Linked DNA regions of Homo sapiens: region 2 is linked to region 1. The links are chromatin loops, found by intact Hi-C in ENCODE. Cell type or tissue: HepG2. All regions are shown on one strand.

The links. A loop is a pair of places that touch in the nucleus more often than their neighbours do. Peaks named below come from ENCODE experiments on the same cell type or tissue, not always from the same donor. Only the 100,000 strongest peaks of a DNase experiment are listed, where the experiment ranks them.
Region 2: it touches region 1 in a loop (27-fold over the local background); 3 of 110 quality-filtered maps call a loop at or near these places.

What each region holds. Positions count from the first base shown.
Region 1 is chr13:60,010,459-60,018,458 of GRCh38, forward strand. DIAPH3 (diaphanous related formin 3) reads right to left here. Exons shown (of 28, transcript NM_001042517.2): 6 at 5,613-5,687; 7 at 5,455-5,524; 8 at 75-211. DIAPH3-AS1 (DIAPH3 antisense RNA 1) reads left to right here and starts at 2,260. Exons shown (of 5, transcript NR_109838.1): 1 at 2,260-2,400. In HepG2, no CTCF peak of the experiment used is centred here; no DNase peak of the experiment used is centred here.
Region 2 is chr13:60,171,644-60,179,643 of GRCh38, forward strand. LOC105370227 (a long non-coding RNA gene) reads left to right here. Exons shown (of 2, transcript XR_942001.2): 2 at 345-503. Among named protein-coding and RNA genes, the nearest start is that of DIAPH3, 12 kb to the left of the region's middle. In HepG2, no CTCF peak of the experiment used is centred here; no DNase peak of the experiment used is centred here; H3K27me3 peaks cover 460 bases.

The DNA of each region.
Region 1 (8,000 bases):
GATAATGAAACATTAAATGAATCAATCTGTATTAAATTATTATATAATTAGGGGAATATGTTGATAACACTTACATGCTTTCTTCCCCTACAATGCATACCGCAGAGAGAAGTTTAACCACATCTGTCATCATATTGGGGTGTCTGGGATCCACGGCTTTGGCCAATAAGGAAAGGCTCCTCTCCTCACTCATAATTCTTTCCAAGCCATACTATAATATTTTGAAAATAAGAGGTCAAATGTTAGAAATTAGTTAGAAAAATAATACCCTGAAGGAAATGTAGTTATTAAAAAAAATTTATAGGACATTTTTACACTTACTAAAGCTAAAAAATATAGACTGTGTAACACTCTAAAAAGTTCATGGCTGGGCACGGTGGTTCACGCCTGTAATCCCAGAACTTTGGGAGGCAGAGGCGGGCAGATTACCTGAGGTCGGGAGTTTGAGACCAGCCTGAGCAACATGGAGAAACCCCCTCTCTACTAAAAATACAAAATTAGCCAGGCATGGTGGTGCATGCCTGTAATCTCAGCTACTCGGTAGGCTGAGGCAGGAGAATCACTTGGACCCGAGAGGTGGACATTGCAGTAAGCCAAGATCACGCCATTGCACTCCAGCCTGGGCAACAAGAGCAAAACTCCGTCTCAAAAAAAAAATAAAATAAAAAGTTCATAAGGGTATTCACTTTATGTCAAGAACCACAAAACTAAACCAAATAAAGATAACTCAAGGTGATCTTACAACAATACAGCTGACAATTATTAAGACAGGTTAAGTAGCCAAATTGAGAAAGTGGGAAGCAGTCAGAAACATGGGATTTGCCAACAGAAGCATATGAAACAAACAGCCAGATACGGAACCAGACACTGAGGCCATGAAAATCTTTTTCCTGGGAAGGAAGGTTGGTAAGAGATATATTATCATAAGCAAACACACAGATCAACACTGTCCAAGAGAAATATAATGTAAACCACATGAGTAATTTAAAAATTTCAAGCAAGCAAAACTATTTTCAATAAAATTAATCCAATATACCCCAAATATTACCATTTCAACATATAACCAATATAAAACATTTATTGATGACATTTCACTTCTTTTTCTTCCTAAATAGTTGAAATCCAGTGTGTATTTTATACTGTAGCACATCTCAATTCAGACTAGCCACACTTCAAATGCTCAGAAGCCACATGTAGCTACCATATTACAAAATACAGGCCTAGATATTAGCACTTAGTTCATAAATAAGCAAAAACTGAAGGATGATTTGAGCAGATACCATGTAGAAACTGCCACAATGGGCACAGGTATTCTAATCACAATGGTATTTATTATAAGGAAAACAATGCAGTTGTAAACTCATTCTATAAATGAGACGATTGGGATTAGGATAAAGTTTATTTACTACTGCCAGGAAGTCAAATCCAATTAGAAGATAAGTTATGTTAATGATGTATCTATGAAAGATAACTGTCAAAATACAGAAGATGAATAGAAACAATAAAACAGTACTATTTATCTAGCATGCATCTCAGAGGATCCTACTAAAGCATGAGAACTGACTAATCAGAGTTACTACCAAACACTAAAAAAGGGCCTTATTCCCAATTACAAGCCTATGAACTAAACTCAAAATCAGCACTACATGTAAGCATTGAAGTTGAATCTATAACCAGCTTAGACCCAAGTACTTTGATTGTGATAAAATCCTATTTATAACTTTCCTATCTTGTATATGGCCATTTATGCAAAGAAACCTTGTACTGGGCTGAAATACTCCATTTACTTTAAACCACTATCTGAGAAACACAGGAACAATGGAGAAAGTATGAGGAAAGGCCAAGGGCCCAAGAATATGAATTTTGGAGAGATTACTCTGTCTTGTTAGTAATAGGGAAAAGTTTACAACAAGACAGCTAAACAGTCAGGAAATACTTACTTTTATGATAGCCTGGGCTATTACCTAACTGGAAAAAGAATGAAAAGGCAGGCACAGGACCAGAAACTACAATATGCCTTGCTAATCATTCCAGGGAATTGTCAGGTTTATAAAGTACCACTTAGATTCAATTCAGAAAGTCAGTCAATGATTACCAAGTACACAAGAGCTGGCTCTGTCCTAATAAATCTGGGAATTGAGTAAAGCTTGCCTCTAGCATTTCCCCTTCTTTTCCCACCTACCTGGTTGTCCTTAGCTAACACCTGCCCTTCTAGAATCAGAATCCTGTGACTCCTCCAGCCACCCAAGGTGACTCATGCTGACTTCCTCCAAGTGATACTACCTGCCTTCTCTGCCAAACCCTCTGGCCCTAACCTATCATGTATGAAAGGTGAAATAGGAGCATACTCTGATTTCACAGTTTTAACCATCATCCTGTGACCCCAAAAGTCCATCACAGGTAACGTTCTCTGATTTTGGTAATGCAAAAATGTGTCACACTCATTTTAAGACTGGAATGAGGCCAATTACTACTACTCAGTATCTATAAATACAGAATTGCTACTTGTATAAATTACTCTCAATTATTTAAAAAACATAGCAAAACAAAACAAAAACTGTTGACTCTGTGTGAGAAGTTGTCAACTTACCAGTGCTCGGATTAAAGTGCATTTAATGAGGGCTGTTTTAGGTTAGAGAGGCATGACAAATTTTGAAAGGTCTAAGGATGTATCTTTCCTGAATGTCAAGGACCCACTCCGGACAATATGGTAACTGGCCTGTTCTAAACTGAGGATCAATGCCAGGTTCCGCCTGCATTCCACATGAGGCCTATTATTAGCTAATAGATGGAATTTCAGGCACTGAAGATGATGTTTTAGGTAGAGGAAAGTTAATGCTCTAAATCCTCGTGTAGGACGCCCAACATCTGGACGCACACAGCATGACTACTAGTGCTGAGCAGCCACCCACAGTGAGTTAATCCCAGTAGCAGAAATAATGTGGTTAAAGTTGCTGGCTTCAGAAGCAAAGCACCCGCACCTTGGGTGCACTCTTCAAAGCAACACACACAGTTAACTGACCAAACTGAAGTCTCTGTTCTAATTACCTTTCAATTTGAATATACTAACTTTTCATCCTTATTATCTTTTCTTTCCCCTACGCAATTAAAATTCTCTTCCATTTAAAAAATACTCTTAGTCCAATTTAATGTTATAAGAAATTCACTTTCATGTAATGTTATCAAATTTGCCCATTAATTGTATAATTAATTACTAGTACCAAATAAGGTACCACATTTTTTTCCTCTTAAAACTTATATTTTCACCATTCAATGAATGCTAATAAAGACTGTATAAGTGAGGTTTAACAAATTTTGTACTTATAGATGTGATCAAATAAAGATTAAGACAACCATTAACCAATCTTGAAGGGAAAAAAAACTTCACCAAAAATTTCACATATTGCTAGGTTTAGAGTTCAGACACTATAATACTAAGTAACAATAACTTAAATTAACTTTTTATTCTTAATAACACAGATAAAAGCACCAAATAAAATGGCAATATTTTATAGCTCCATGTATATAAACTACAAGCAACAAAAATCTCTTAAGAGAAAAATAGTATATTAATTAGAAAATAAAGTTCAATCTTCCTCAGATTCATTATGAAACAAAGTAAGAATATTATCTTCTATTTACCACCTTAATTTAACCATGATATTCTTCTTAAATTCAAATTATGATCCAAATGTCCCTTTGGTTTAAAAAAAGTTCCTAGATTTTTTCTACTTTTGGCTTTTCCATCACCAATGAAATTTCCAATTTCTATATTCTCACTTTAAAAAGGGCTTCCTAAACCAGTTCTATGTACTTAGTGGGCAAAGACCTCTCCCTATCAGCAATTTGATTCTTTCATTCATTTACTCTTAAAACAGATATGTAAAAAGCTACCTTATATATCTAATATCTGATTTTCAAAGAACCGTGAATTCAGCATAGAAAGGAGTTGTGATTCCTACATCACATATTTTCTTTGAAAATAATATCTGTTTAGAGGAGGCAAGGAAGAAAAAATATTTCATTGGTTAAAAATAGAAAGCTTAGCTCCAGAAAATGCTTAAAAATACACAGTTTAACAAGACAAAAATAATTAGAAAATATAAATATTTGCTAATACATGTAGTAAAATAAATATAAAATAAATCAATAATTTACGTACTAGTACTTAAGTGTGTAGCCCTATAAAAGTTTGTTTTTAAATTAGAATAAGGCAAAATATTATAATTAAAATTAATCAGAAATATACAGATGCTTTTGCTATAAAACAAAAATAATCGTACCACCACAGGTAAAATTTCCCCCCCTGCTGTCTAACAGCAACTTAAACACCTATCATCACTTCACACATCATGAGGTAAATGTGTTTAGATGCTGGAGCTTAAAGAAACAGCATAGGATAATGCTAATTTCTACAGTTAACAGTATAAAAGCAAAAAAGAAACATTGCTAGATAAACCTAAAATCTAACTTCAGTAAAGAGCTTAAGAATTCCTCTTTTTTTCTAGTTTTTTTGTTTTGTTTTGTTTTGTTTTGTTTTGTTTTGTTTTGTTTAAGGACAGGGATTCACTTTGTCTCCCAGGCTGGAGTGCAGTGATTCGATCACAGTTCACTATAACCTCAAACTCCTGGGCTCAAGCCACCCTTTCATCTCAGCCTCCTGAGTAGCTGGGACTGCAGGCATGTGCCGCCATGCCCAGCTATTTGTTTTACTTTTTGTAGAGATGGCGTCTCACTATGTTGCCCAGGCTGGTCTCAAACTCCTAGCCTCAAGCAATCCCTCCTGCCTCGGCATCCCAAAGCGGTAAGATTATAGGTGAGAGCCACAAGCAGGTTTCTCCCTTCTAATGTAACCTCTTTAACTATGCAAATTCCTCCATATTACGTTTATTCTCAATATTACTTGGGTTAAGCCTCATTGCTCTATTTCTGAGACCTGCTTATATCTGTTTACATTAATTTCATTGTAGATTTTAAATTCCTAGAATATAAGAAATCTTCCTAACTTGAACCTTTGGTAATAAGTATTATTGCAGCTCACATTTAATAATCATGATCTTAAAGCTGACTCACGCCGTACTTTTGAGAGTTAGGAGAGGGAGGAAATGAAGGAAGGAAGAAAAGAGGAAGAGTAGGACAAAAAAGCAGAGAAAGGGTGGTGGGTGGAGAGAAAAAAAGAAAGAAGATGGGGTTGGGGTGGGCAGGGTTGAGAGGGAGGAAAGGGTGGGGAGAGATAATTAACCTATACATGAGGAGTTCAGCACCAGAAGAGGTTTATTCATTATCAAGTTTCTCCTATTGCAAGACAGTTGAAACTAGAATTCAATAAAATTCAATATTTTTCCATCATGTACTAAAAAACACATCAGAACAATTTACCATCACTTTACTGCAACTGAAAATCATATATTACAAAATTGGTGACGGACAAATACTAATTACGTATGTACATACCTGCGTATTCATCAGGGCTTTTAGACACTGTATGACTTTATGTTGATTTTTCTTTACAACTTTTTCTTGGCTGTATTGACATAAAAAATAGCAGTGTTGGAATTATAATTGGACATATGAATGATGCTTACTTGAAAATAATTATTAGCAATACTTACATTTTTCCACTAATCAGTTTTTCCAAAATGTCTAATAATAATCCAAGCCCTTCATGTCCAAAGCTTTCCACCCAACTGAAAAACAGAAAAAAGACAGTTACACATTGTCAGTAACGCAGCTTGTGTTATCATATTATATACCTACAAGTATTTTATATTTGCTATATTCCTAATCGTAACTAAAACATAAGAATAACACCATATATAAAAATTATTCATGACTCATCTTAGTTGTGAAAGAAGCAAAGATGGATATGCCAATAGTGTGCTAAACTCCGCTTGCACAGGCTTGTAAGAGCAGACTGTGCCCATCTCTTCCATGGTTCATGTTTAGGGACATCACGTGGGTAGCTTGAAATCAGCCACAGTGAAAGTATTCACACCAAAGAAACTGGCAAACCAATCAGAGCCTCCCCCACCCACGCACCCAGAGCTGGCTCTAAACATTTACCAGCATACCACTAATTACAGCCCATTTGGGGCTATGCCAAAGAAGACAAATTGTACAAGTGAGTAAAGATCTATGGAGGAAAGATGTAGATCAACATAAAGAAAAAGATTACTGGCAAAAATTAATTAAAAAAAAGAGATGCTTTAGCAGAATTCCCCAAACCACTGAAATACATTCCTACAAATGTTAAGAATTTCCTAAGTTTCAAAGTTCAGTTGCTTTAAAAACAAACAAACAAACAAACAAACTGCATCACTGGGTTTTAAATGAGTTATCTCCATGTTCACCAAACCAAACCTGTCCCATAAACCCACTGACCCAATCACAGGCCTTTACATAACTAGAACATTACTGTCACTAGACAACAGCTTGCCTGGATTACATGAAAACTACCTCGCTAGAAATGAATACCTTTTCTCAGTGGAGATTAGTAAACCTAGGCCAATAAATAATAACAATGATAATAATCTGTCACCAAAAGAATGAAGGAAAGAAAAGATATATGTGTGTATATTTATTTGTATGCCTGTACTTATATATGTGATTTTATATATGTGTATGTGTACTGTTTGAACAGTAAGATGTTAAAAACAAAATTTCGGCCAGGCGTGGTGGCTCCTGCCTGTAATCCCAGCACTTTGGGAGGCAGAGGCGGGTAGATCACCTGAGGTCAGGAGTTCGAGACCAGCCTGACCAACATGGTGAAACCCCATCTCTACTAAAAATACGAAATTAGCCAGGGGTGGTGGTGCATGCCTATAATCCCAGCTACTCGGAGAGGCTAAGGCAGGAGAATCACTTCAACCCAGGAGGCAGAGGTTGCAGTGAGCCGAGATCGCGCCATCGTACTCCAGCCTGGGCAACAAGAGCAAAACTCCATCACAAAAAAAAAAAAAAATTCAAGGAATGAAAAACAGAACACTATAAAGAATAAAAACAAGCTTAAGTCATATATCAGAAAATACCAAAATATCATTTTTTCTTAAGATACAACATTTCCAGTGAAAAGAGAATAAAAACCAAATGCAACATATTTATATAAAAAATACAAATATTGAGTAAAATCCAGCTTCTTCATTTGCATATTTCTGTAAATACAACTTGACACCTATCAATGTTGAGGATTTCTGATTTTACAAAAAAGAAAAAGAAATTTGCCATTTAGACTGGCAATCTCTTGTCAGACAATATTTTACTCATCTCTTGCCAGTGAAAGCCATGAAATAACTAATTTTTAAAATGCACTTAAACAGGAAAGATACTCTCTTGTAAAAGACTGAAGATTGCTATTATAGTTAAGGTAAGGAAAAAAGTTAAACAGAGGTTGTTTTCAAACCAGGCTGCTACTTCAAAAGTGAAGGGTTTACTCTTCACTATCAGCGACACACAGATTATCTGTAGGCATTTTGAATCTTGTTTTTATGTTTCATGAAAACAACTACAGCATCTCACTTAACTGTTTGCCTTGTTGACATCCTATTCTGAATTTATTCCTATTTCACATGCAGCAGGGAAGTGAGGAGAAATCTGAGAGTTTTACTTGGGCTGACATTGAGATGCATGGAGAGAGACTGTTCATAAGGCACTCCTCTTTAATACTTCACAGAGGGCCTTCAATATTTTGTTTGAAGTAAGTTTTCAACAATATCCATATTCAAAAGTATAGCCACAAAGATATTCTAAAGCCAATATAAATGGTTTCAGATTATTCATACTGCTATCACCTTTAATCATTGTGAAGAATAAAATCACTGTTCATCAAACTGCCTCACACCAAAATAGGCAAAGTAATTTTAAATTATGTTAATATAACAAAAAGACTTTGTTACACTTAATATGCTTATATTATGACCCACTATAAAATTTAAGAAACACAAATCCATGTAAATCAGTAAGTTCTCTGATCTACATAATTAATAATAAAAAATAGCTATTTA
Region 2 (8,000 bases), 160 kb after region 1:
GATACTTAACTAAGGTTCAGTTGAAAGTGTTAGATGTCACTACCAGATCGTATTCCCAGTATTAAATAAGTAGAAAAAAGGAATTAGGTAATTATTAAGACTCTTGTAAGATTACAGTTTAATTCCTTTAAAGCACAATTACTAAAACCTAAATATAATTTGTTGAGTCACTTGGAAAATAATTTGTCTGACAATAGCAAATAGAAATTATGTCCCAAAGCTAAAAAGAAATGTAAAATAAACGATAAGAATTCTGTGGTGCCCAATAGAGATTTTCAAATTGTCTGTTTCTTTCATCTATATTTCTGTCTCATCACCACATATGCTTTTCTTTTTATCCTCAGGTGAATTGCTGTGTTGTGGACATTCCTCAAGATCAAATGTACATAAAACCTGTCTGTATCTACGTCTCTCCTTAGGGTGTCCATTTGTGTGCATTATTTGCTTTCTGTTTTGTTCTTTGAACCCATTGTAACACAATAGACTTAAAATTATTTACTAAATTTGCTTTGATTAAGGTATTGCTGTTTATATTTGGGTCATGAAAGAGTAACGTGTAATTAGTTGCAACAGTTACAAGGGCAAGTTAGCGTCCTTACCTTTTTGCTGAGATGTCTGAAATATTTACAGTTTCTTGTGAAATCAAGCTGTGCCTGCACACTGTCCTGACACTGCAGTCACAAGTCACCAGATAATTTTATACTGCCAGAGCCTCATTCTCAGTCTTTGATCCCTCTTTATTTGCTGCTGTTGATCACAGTATCCTTCTTGAGACTCTTTTCTCACTTATTTCTCTCATCATCTCTCTAAAAATTATCTCCCTGACCTCTGCTTGGGCTTTTCTTTCTCTCCCCATCTTCTAGTGGGATGGTATGCCTCTTTGTGTAGAATGCTTTGAGACAGAAAGCCTGATTTAGTTCCACTATGTGGGCACCTTCCAAATAATAAAACAACTGGAGGAGTGAATGCTTACTCAGGACAAATCTGCCTCAGTTTATTCATGGGGAAAATGAGGAGTTCAAATTGTATTCCCCAGACATTCAAACTGGGATACTCAGAGCTCTAAGCTTTCACACCAGTACTTCAGGGACCACTGCAGAAGGTGAGGGAAAAAGCATCCATGTGGTATGATTCTAGACCCTCCCTCTAGGGACGTTTAAACTGACATTGCTTTTACCTGTTTGTTTTATTATTCAACACGAGGTACCATGTGAAACAAAAAAAGAAGTCAGCAAAAAAGAATAAAACCTTTATTAAATGAAATGGGTTATAAATCAGTGTTTCTTTTTTCTTTCAGTTTTAGAGATGAGGGTCTCGCTATGTTGCCCAGGCTGGTCTTGAACTCCTGGGCTCAAGTGATCCTCCCAACTCGGCCTCCCAAAGTGCTGGGATTACAGACATGAGCCACCACACCCGGCCAAATCAGTGTTTCTTAACCTTTTTTCAAAATCGTCCTTTTGGGCTGGGCACGGTGGCTCATGCCTGTAATCCCAGCACTTTGGGAGGCCGAGGCAGTCGGATCACCTGAGGAGAGGAGTTTGAGACCAGCCTGGCCAACATGGCGAAACCCGGTCCCTACTAAAACTAAAAAAAATACAAAAATTTGCCAGCCCTGGTGGCGCATGCCTATAATCCCAGCTACTCAGGAGGCTGAGGCAGGAGAATTGCTTGAACCCTGGAAGCAGAGGTTGCAGTGAGCTGAGATGGCACCATTGCACTCCAGCCTGGGCGACAAGGGAGACATTCCATCTCAAAATAAATAAACAAATAAATAAATAAATCAGCCTTTTAAAAAATCTTTTAGACATTTTTCTTAATTGTCCTCCTCTATGAAATTTTACTACTTTAGATATACTGTATATGTTTAGGTACTATATGTATGCCACTGTTTTGTATCTAAAAAGAGAACATTTATTTGCCCCCTAAGAACCAATTTTCATAACCTCAAAAATGTGAATTTTCATAATAAATTTTCAAGGGTAATAGTCCCCCCTGTACTGTAAATCACCTAAATAACCCACTAAATAAATAATTGGGTAACTTCGAGCTACTTTCTTATCCTTGAGAATCTCTATTTCCATTTACAAAACAGGAGAAAGCACTTGGTACATATTACATACTCAATAAAGGTTAATTTTTTTTCACCTTGAAAGTCTCATGCAGTCTGACATTCTATGAAATTACAATTCTACTTGGATCTTCCCAATTTAAACATAAAAAGCCACCTCTCACAGTCCTACTGCTATCACCTTCCCCTCCCGATTGCCAGTGTCTGCCGGCGTTAGCACTGTTCTTTAGTATTCCAAGCAGAAATCCGGAACGTTCTCTTTGATTTTTCCCTCTCTTTGACAAATTACACCTAATTCAAGGTGGCATAGGGTGAACAAAGAGTAGTACCATCCCAAAACTCTGGGAAGGAGGAATGAAATAGGTTGCCTCGCTGATAATTAAACCAATTACATTAACATATAATAGGAAGGAGATTATTTTTTGTTTGTTTTCTGAGTTAAAAAACTGGTAATTTTTACTTCAAGAGTATATTAATCTATCAGCAAAGAAGAATATTAACCAGAGGTTGCCGTCAGAATCGGAAAGGAGAAAAAAAATGAGCCTATCCCACGGACATCTAAAAATCCAACGCATTACAAATGTAAACTCAGCATTTTTGCCCCTACACCTGTCTCACCCAATAAACTCACCTCACTCAATAGCAACATAGCCTACCCAATTACCTAAGCAGAAATCTGCTCCATTTCACATCCAGCCTCTAAATCCTGTCAATTCTTCATCCTTAATATCGTTCAAATCCATTCTCTCCACACCATTGCTCCACCTGAGAACAGGCTCTGCCCCTGCTCCCCCAGACAGGTGACCCAGCCCAGCTTTCTGAGGCTATGCTCGGATCCCTCCAACGCATTCTGCAGGCTGTTGCCACAGTGCTGTCTGTAAAAAGGATATCTAATCATCTACGTAACTCCCACAGTTTAAAATCCAGCTACTCCACTTCACACCCCTCCAACACCTCAAAAGAATGAGAGGGGGAAACCACTCCAGGAGAAACCGCCACAAAGCAATGTAGCAGTATTGCCTTGACTAGAAAACTGGCAGCAGAAAAACCTTTTAACTAGTTGCTTTATGTCATGAAACCTACCTTCCGTTGACCTTAAAAGAAACAAACTTGGGCCTAGCCTAGGTAAAGGAGTAACCCCTGAGTTTAGTAAAGTTTTACTTAGTTTATTTTCAGTGTCAAAATGTTTTTTATTAGCTCTCATAAATAATTTCTTTGGGAACTCTTTAATTTTTCAGGGACATAACTACATGTGTCATGGTCCCCTGTAGTTATAATGTAATCCTGGATTCAGAAATACAGAATTGCTAATTTTATAGGTCAGGTGAGTCTCAATCTTCTCATTCTAAGAATTAGTATACAGAATATATTGTAAAACAATATTCTACTATTCTTACAATTAAGCCTGATTCATAGTTCTGTACTGTTTAATTTACTACATATGGTCATGCACCACATAACATTTTAGTCAATGACAGACCTCAAATACGATGGTGGTCCCATAAGATTCTAATACTGTATTTTTACTCTACTTTTCCTATGTTTAGGCATGTTTGGATACACACGTTTGCCACTGTGTTGTAATTGTATGTCTCTCAAATTCTGAAATATTAGAATGACATCCTGTGTTCTGAAATCCCAGTTTAGAAAGTTAGGTCAAACTAGAAGTACCATTTAATTTTAAAAAGCATTTCGCTAAACTTACTAAAGACAGAGGAATAAGTGGTTACTAAAAGAAAACAGACTGTGCCTGAACATTAGGGTTTAACATATATTTGAAGGAGGATAATACATGTTTGCACAGTCTTGTGGTTTTTAGGTGGGACCTTTGGCAGGTGACTAGGACATGAAGGCAGAGTGCTCATGAATGGGGTTAGTGTCCTTATAATAGGGACCTCAGAGAATTTTCTTGCCCCTCCACCATGTGGGGATCCAGCAAGAGGACAAACAAAATAAAGTAAATTTATTAACACAGTATGTAAACAAAATAAAATTATTTACACGGTATTCACAGTATATTATACTGTACAGTATTCAGTACAGTAACATGCTGTACGGGTTTCCACCTAGGAGCAATAGGCTATGCTACATAGTCTAGCTGTGTAGCAGGCTGTATGACCTAGGTTTGTGTAAATGCACTCTATGATGTTTGCGTAATGATGAAATCACCTATAATGCATTTTGCAGGACGTATCCCTGCCATTAAGCAACGTATAACTGTATTTCCTTCCTCCATTTTCCTAGCTTTAATTCTACTGCAAAATCTCTCCAAAACTCTTCAGTTTAGACCTATATCACCATCTCTCCTTTTTCTCTTTTCCAGTAATTCTTTTCCTTTACCTCAGGTTGTGTCTTCATAAATATGTCTCCAATATTTTTCTTTTCTTAAAGACAAATACTTGAGCCTAATTATCATCTCACCATATGGTTTCTCTTCTCTTCGTTATTCCTCATACCTATCACGCAGTTCTTCTGCAATTGCTATCAAAATTCACCTGACCTCTTCCCATTATATTTGTACACCTCTAAACTTACCATCTGCCATTGTCCTTCAGATGGCTACTAAATCCTGAATTCATTTTAAGGTCTTGCCATTCTATAACTGTTTCTCACCTCTTCAGTTGTATGATTCCCTAAACCTAATTTCCACTTCTTACTAACAGGAGAGAGTGAACTGTCATAAACAAAATAAAACATTCACTATGACAAGAAAGAGTTGCAACTTACCTGTTTCCTGAAAGTGGTCTTGAGCAAGGACAAACCATGCTGGCAAAGGAAGAAAGGAGAAGCGCTACTGAAGATGCTAAAAAGACAATTCTGGTGCACCATGGCCCTGCTGAAGTTCTTCTGAGATATGAACACCTAGGAGACTTGTCTTAGTCCATGTGGGCTGTTATAGTAAAATACCATAAACTGGGCAGCTTATAAACAAAAGAAACTTACTTCTCACAGTTCTGCAGGCTGGAAACTCCAAGACGAAGGTGCCAGCAGACTCAGTGTCTGGTGAGAGCCGGCTCCCTGGTTCACAGGCGCATGTCTTCTTTCTGCAGCCCCACATGCTGGAGGGGCAAGAAAGTTCTCTGCGGTCCCTTCCATAAGGACACCAACCCCATTCATGAGTACTCTGCCTTCATGCCCTAGTCACCTCCCAAAGGTCCCACCTAAAAACCACAAGACTGTGCAAACATGTGTTAGCCTCCTTCAAATGTATGTTAAACCCTAATGTTCAGGCATAGTCTGTTTTCTTTTGGTAACCACCTATTCCTCTGTCTTTAGTAAATTTGACCAAATGCTTTTTAAAATTAAATGGTACTTCTAGTTGGACCTAACTTTCTAAACTGGGAATTCAGAACACAAGACTTCATTCTAATAATTCAGAATTTGAAGTACATGTTCTTTTCCATCGAATTAACACATACGATTTTAGGCCTTTTGAGCATGTCCTCCCCCAGTCTCATTCTTTTGGTGGAAAGCATTCCCATCTTTGAGTTCTACCTCAATATAGCAGCACTCAGCCCCTTCAGATGTTTTGGTTGATTTTGGATGAATTTTTTTCTACTTCTCTGTGTCTTTACTAACATGTGATAACCAGAACCACAGACTGAATTTCATATGTAAATGAACCATGCTTTTATATGGCAATGGGATATGGTTTTCATTCATTTTCAAAAGATTCAAATGTGAAAATGTACCAATTTCAAAATAGATAGTTTACCTAACAATGACCCATGAGTTTATTTCAAAACAGAAAACTTCTTTTTTTTTTTTTTTTTTTTTCTGAGACAGAGTCTGGCTCTGTCACCCCGGCTGGAGTGCAGGGGCACAATCTTGGCTCACTGCAACCTCCGCACCCTGGGTTCAAGCAATTCACCTGTCTCAGCCTCCTGAGTAGCTGGGATTACAGGCACCCGCCACCATGCCTGGCTAACTTTTGTATTTTTAGTAGAGACGGGGTTTCACCATGTTAGCCAGGCTGGTCTTGAACTCCTGAACTTGTGATCTGCCTGCCTCGAACTTCTTATAGTAATATGTTGTAAGTAAAAGCATTTTATAAACTGGAAATCACTCTAAAAATACAAATTATGGGCTGGGCATGGGGCTCATGCCTGTAATCTCAGCATTTTCAGTGGCTGAAGAGGGAAGCTCTCTGGAGCTCAGGAGTTCGAGACCAGCCTGTGCAACATAGTGAGACCCTATCTCCACAAAAAATTTTAAAAATTACCTAAGCATGGTAGCATGCACCTGTACTTCCAACTACCCGTGGGGCTGAGGTAGGAAGATTGCTTGAGCCCACGAGGTTGAGGCTGCAGTGAGCTGTGACTGCACACCATTGCACTCTAGCCTGAGTGACAGAGCAAAACCCTGTCTCCAAATATATATATGCATACACAGACACACACATATATATACATACACACATATACATAAAAAAATTACTACTTTTTCTTGTATGTGTTGTAATTTTCTCCAGTATGTTTTTCTCTGGTATGCTATATAGGTATCAGAATATATAAATATATATATGTGATATATAGTTACATATATATGAGATAGTTATATATACACAAATATATAGAATATATATTTTCAAATGTGTTATATTTTAAATATTTATATTATTTTTATATTATATATTAAAATACACTTTATGTATATAAGAAATAGATATATTTTAAGATGTTCTTAACGTTAGTTTTCATTCCATGGACTACCTCACTGATGTTGTGAAGTTAGCTGAAAGCATGACAGATGGCAGGAAAATAACATTTAGTGTTAGAACTGTGTCATAAATTATTCATAAGTGAATAATGTATCCTTCACAGATAATCAGGGGTTGATAGTACCATAACCTGAGGACTGATAGAAAGTGCAGGTTCAGAGATGTATTTGTCAGAACTGCTTCATTGCAAGTCACAAATTCTCAACTCAAACTAGTTTAAGCACATAGGACATTTTATTTTCTCACAACACTGAGAAAAATACCTGGGAAGTTCACATGATAGAAGCAACTAGATCTGGAGGTGGTGATGAGGCCTGCTTACACACTTTGCAAAATTAAAATGCAAAATGTCCTATTTAAAAATTATTAAGAATTTCTAGATGGTAGAGCATGAAACCAAGTGTGGGGGCCCTTCTAGGATCAGAATTGCGTGTGACTATATATGTGACATGCCCATAAACCTGGTCCTGCTGGAGATTCAAGTCAACCAGGACTTCCCTTCCCTTTTACACTCTGAAATGTCTCATATCTACTTTTCTCTTTTTTTTTTTTCTTTTCCTTCTCTGTTTTCCTCATTGTCTCCTACTGCAGAGGGGTTGAGCCAGTCTTCTTTGCTAATTCAAGCACATAAGGTCTCAGAGAGGGCTCTGATTGGTCAGGCCTAAGTGAAAAGCCTCTCTGTTGAGGAGATCTGCAGGGAAGAGGTGGAGTTATACATGTGAAATAATGGTATGGACCCATACATCCAAATCACAAGGAACTGGGGAAGGGCTCCTCAAAGGAAACTGGAATGTTCGTACCAGTAAACATGAGATGGAACAGTATCCTAAACAAGCAAAACTGAAATTACCACATAAAACCCACTGGGTTTGATTTGCCACCCTACTGGTTGTAGTTTTTTAATCTTTCTAATTCACAGTTGTGAAGATTAAATGAAGTGGTTAATACTACATTATGGGCATTCAACCTATATTAGTTCGTTTTGTATTTTCTTTATCTTTTTTTTTTTTTTTTTTTTTTGAGGTAGAGTCTCACTCTGTCTCCCAGGCTGGAGTGCAGTGGTGCAATTTTGCCTCACCACAACCTCCACCTCCCGAGTAGCTGGGATTACAGGCATGCGCCACCACACCCAGCTAATTTTTGTATTTTTAGTGGAGACGGGGTTTCACTATGTTGGTCAGACTGGTCTCAAACTCCTGACCTCAGGTGATT